Regions from separate parts of the Homo sapiens genome. Here region 2 is linked to region 1. The links are chromatin loops, found by intact Hi-C in ENCODE. Cell type or tissue: MCF 10A. All regions are shown on one strand. Region 1 holds the start of LOC105374170 (a long non-coding RNA gene). Region 2 has its middle 280 kb from the start of MME.

Region 1 (2,500 bases):
CAGCAAACATAGCAGTGGAGTGAAAATTCACTCAAGGGATTGAGAAAGTGTTTCCAAATCAAAGAGGAATAGATACAGACAGCTAAAACACAACAAATATACGTTGTACATGGCAACACTACACAAAAACCTTTTATATCTAAGTTCTGGAATTTAAAATGGAAACCTTTACATTTTCTCCTGCTTCCTGATTCCTCTTTTACCTCTGGCCTTCATTCAGGAGGAATGTGGAGATAAATGCCCACAAGTGCATCGCTGATATGTCCTACCAAACAAGGTAGATAGACTAGCAATCGGTAAGTCACAGAATTCGAAAACAAGTATTAACACTTTTGGTTCCGTAGTTATCTAAAGGCTATTTGCTTTTTATCTGGGCTGTATTTTGTATTTTTTCCAAGTATAAACTTATTTGTCCTCATAATTCAGAGAAGTGAATTCCCTCACCTTAGAGTCCTCATTTTTGTAGGTACTATGAAAGCCACATTACTTAACATTTTTGTCTCAATTTTTCCACCTACAAAACAGGAGCTAGATACAATCTTGTTCATGCTGCCATATTTAATGCTTGTCTAAGTATTTATGATATTCAGACATAGTCATCTTTGTTTTTCCTTCAGAAACTTCAGCTTTCAGTCAGGTTGGCCCAGGTAAAAAGATGAAGACAGGTCAAGTCTGATTCTGGGGCTTTCTGTTCACTGCTATGGTTGGTTTTTCGCTTGTTTCTTCATGCCGTTTTTTCACATTTCCATTTTCTCTCTTAGTGAGATAATTAATGTAAAAAGTGAACTAAATGGTGTTTGGGGATGGTAAGTCTTGAGCATGTAGACATTGTATCCTGAGTCTCACAGTTCTGCACAAGTTGCTCAAATCACACTGTAAACGTCATCACATTTTCCAGAGCCCAGGATGGCTGGTTGGCTTCCAGCTATGAGAAATGGCTTCCTGAACATGGGCTGGTGAATCTGATGCTTTCAAGATTTGTGTAGCCTGTGTCTTCTCAGCTCTGAGGATTTAGTCATTAAGTTCTCAGCAGGAAGGGGAATTCTAGGGCTGTTTACATCACGTAGTACAAACCACATTTGATTATGTGACACATCAAGAATTCATTTAAATCCATAGACAAATCAAGATTCCTCACAGAATTACACTCATTTTTTATGACTCATGGGAACGTTTTTCTTGTAAATTCAAATATGAGTGATTTTTAAAAATTCCTAAATGGGTCTCCTAATTTGTTCCTAAATTGTTCCTAGATATTTTGTAATTCCTTGTCTTTCTCTTTTGAGAAAAAATGAAAAACCCTTGCTCCTTTATCCTTAGAATACCCTTCAGGTCCTGTTTCTCACTTTCTCTTTTATTGCTTAAGCAACTGATTAGGTTTCTTTACCTAATATCAGGAGCTTCATATCTAGAAAAAAATATTTTTTCCAAGTGAGCTCTGGAAATGTTTGGAAAAGAAATAGAATTTCTTTAGATTGACATTTTAAAATATTTGTGATAGCTCATAACATATTATGAATGTGATAGAATCTCTAACTTAGCCTCATATAAATTTTTAAAAAATATTTGTTTAAATGCCCTGGCACCAACGTCTGTATTAAATTGCCTTTGAAAATAATGTAAAGTTCTACACATTTAGGAAGATCAAAACAAAGCCATCTTCATAATGATACATAGTGCTGAGCTAGGCTTGGGGTAATATTAATGGTTACTGAGAACCTACTATTTTTGTTTACTTATTTTTTTAGAGTATTTTTAGGTTCATAGCAAAATTAAGGGGAAGTACATAGATTTCCCATTCTCCATGCCCCTACATATGCATAGCTTGCCTTATTATCAACATTATTTACCAGAGTGGTACATTTGTTGCAATTGATGAACCTACGTTGACACATCATAATCACCCAAAGTCTGTAGTGTACATTACAGTTTGTTCTTGGTGTCGTACATTCTGTGGGTTTAGACAAATGTAAATATGAAGATACATATGCATAATTATAGCACCATATGGAGTATTTTCACTGCCCTTAAAATCATCTGTGCTCCATGTATTCATTTCTTCCTTCCTGCAATCCCTGGCAACCAGTGATCTTTTAGTCTTGCCTTTCCAGAAGATCGTGTTGGAATCATACAGCATATAGATTTTTCAGATTGGTATCTTTCACTTAATAATATACACTTAATATAATATATATATAATATACATTCCTCCATATCTTTGTAGCTCATTTCTTTTTAGCACTGAATAATATTCTAATGTCTGAGTGTACCACAGTTTATTAATTTGTTCATTCACTGAGGATATCTTGATTGTTTCCAAGTTTTGGCAACTATGACTAAAGCTGTTATAAACATTCATGTGCATTTTTGTGTGTATGTGTGTGTGGACATAACTTTCCAACTCTTTTGCATAAATGCCAAGAAATGCATTTGCTAAGTTGTGTGGTAAGAGTATATTCAGTTTTGTAGAAACTGCCAAACTCTCTTCAACAGTAGCTGT
Region 2 (2,500 bases), 91 kb after region 1:
GTAGTCTATAAAATATCCTTTACAATAAACAAATAAACACAAATAAATGTTTCCCTGAGTTCTGTGAGGTACTCCAGGAAATTAATTGAATCCAAAGAGGGGTTGTGAGAACCCCAGTTGGTCAGATGTTCTGGAGGCCCAGACTTAAAATTGGTGTCTGAAGAGTGGAGGTGGTCATGAAGACTGTGCCTTCAACCTGTGGGATCTGATGCTATCTCCAGGTGGATAGTGTCAGATGTTGAATTGGAGGATTCCCAGATGATGTCCACTGCAGAATTGATTGCTTATTGGTGGAGAAAAACCCCTATATATTTGGTCACAGAAATCTTCTGTGATGATTTTTGCTGTGGTGTGAGAGCAAAGGAGAAAAAAGTTTGAGTTTCTTTTAGTAATGACCAATATGTGCTTCACTACCATGTTTTTGTTTATTGTGTATGTCTTTCATTTTTTTTTTGATGTCACAATGAGAGATTGATTACCCAATGTCATGGAACTTGCGTTTATTTTCTTTAGGCAGCAACTTTCAAAACTTTTATCCCCCTTTTTGGAAAATCAACATTTTCTTCCTTACAAATATTGGTTCTTGGTATCCCCATGTATTTGTCGTACTTACCTCAGGAAATTGATTGGAAGGCAATTCCTGAAAATCTCTATTTGATCAAATTTCTGAATCCTCAGGGAATGATACAGGAGTCCTGTGCTCCTACAGTTTAGAACATGATGACAACACACTGGTATATATAGAGGTTTATCTTAGAAACATTTTTGTATTTTCTTTTACATTTGGAAGTAGCACATGCACAAATGTTTTCTTCTTTTCTTACCATTTTGTTTAGATTTTTATAAATTCATGTTTTAAAATGAGTTGAGAAAACTCTGCAAGGCACATTTAATACCAAAATATGAAGCATTGCACTATATGTCATTGCTAATTGATTTAATTTCCTTATATCTAGAGCAAGACTTGGTTAGCTACTTCAAATAAGATGGCTTATTTTCTCATTTCCTTCCATCCTATAGCAGCTAGCATATTACTAATTATCTAGTAGATATAAAATATGTTTCTAAGCTTACTTGAGAGTAAGGCAAGTTGTATGCCTTACTTGTAAGACAGTAAGCTTACTTGTGTTAGGCAGCAGTCAGGAAGATCTGATGGCTTCATTGAGAACTGACAACAGAACTTTCATGTTGCATAAGGAATGCTCAGGAATGTTATTTCCTAGATAGCCTCAGTGTTCTCCTGTGAAAAAGGAAGTCTGTACATTTTGGTGAGACAGTGGTCACAGGGTATAACAGAAAGGACGTTGAATCAGCAGGGCTGACAGGCAATGCTGAAGTGATTTCTCATTCCATTCCCCTGAGCTGGGAGCTCAACTATTACTGGAGGAGTCAGAACTATACTGTCATGAGAGCACTTTCCACCTCTACAGTCATTTGGCTTATTACAGACTCCTGAAATATGCCGCTTCTGAAGTTGGATGTTTCTCAAACCAGATTTAAATTGTGACAAATGCTCCATATTAAAATATTTAATTAATGAAAAAAATTACTGGGCAGTCCAGATATTCATTATTACATATCTGTTCCACACATAGAGTATTCTCTGGTGAAGGGACACAGCCTTTCTAAACAATTGAACTCACCTACAAAGGTTGATGATAGTTTCCAGTATAGGCAGTTGACATTGTTGGGTCCTTTTCATTTTCTATTCTAACTTTACTGCAGCCTAACATTCCTGAGATTCTTCAGAACACCCTGTATTTCTATCCCCTTAAGGATTTAAACTGAATATTGGATGCATATTGGGGCTGTAGCTTACTCTTTAATTAAGGATAATCCCTAGGGAACATAAATACATACATACAGGCATACACACATTAATCCCCTCAAATCAGTCTCTTTAGTTTCCATTGCTTTTTTGTCTCATTCTTGGCCCTGACTTTGAGTCTTAAAACTTTTCCTAGCTCATTTTCTGCCTTTCAGAAACTTAAAGTCATGTAGTCATTTGCTAAGTTATCTATTCTATTTTTAACATGTAAGTCTAAAATACTTGCCAGTTCATGCCCAAAAAGGGAACTTAATTCACTGCACTGGAAATTACTGTCTCCTTTTTTTTCTCACTTTCTTACCCTGCTTGGATAGCTCTACCTTCTGGTTTTCCCTTTCTCCATCCCAACCATCTGCAAACCCCCCTTTCCAACTACCCCAGCCCTCCCCAAACCCCCAACTTAGTCTGTTAGGTGACAACATGGCAAAGAACTCTCATCTGTTAGCTGACAACTGTGACTAATCAATAATGACCAACCATCAGGAGAAGTGTGTGGAGAAAGATGTAGAGGCTGTCTCCAGGATCATCAGGTAGGAGTTGTAAAGCCAACAGTTGAAGTTTGCTGAGGGTATGGTCAGCTGGGATGAAGAGAAGATGAGCATTTGCACTTGGCCTTCCCTGCCCTGCCCAAGGGCTGCTCTCTGGTCCAGTCCAGTCCAAGTGCCTCACAAA

Evidence for each region. Peaks named below come from ENCODE experiments on the same cell type or tissue, not always from the same donor. Only the 100,000 strongest peaks of a DNase experiment are listed, where the experiment ranks them.
Region 2: a loop joins it to region 1, with 4 times the contacts of the local background. A loop is called at or near these places in 1 of 110 quality-filtered maps.

What each region holds. Positions count from the first base shown.
Region 1 is chr3:154,885,125-154,887,624 of GRCh38, reverse strand. LOC105374170 (a long non-coding RNA gene) reads left to right here and starts at 211. Exons shown (of 3, transcript XR_924602.1): 1 at 211-296. In MCF 10A, no CTCF peak of the experiment used is centred here; a DNase peak (open chromatin) is centred at 984.
Region 2 is chr3:154,794,568-154,797,067 of GRCh38, reverse strand. No RefSeq gene overlaps it. Among named protein-coding and RNA genes, the nearest start is that of MME, 280 kb to the left of the region's middle. In MCF 10A, no CTCF peak of the experiment used is centred here; a DNase peak (open chromatin) is centred at 1,327.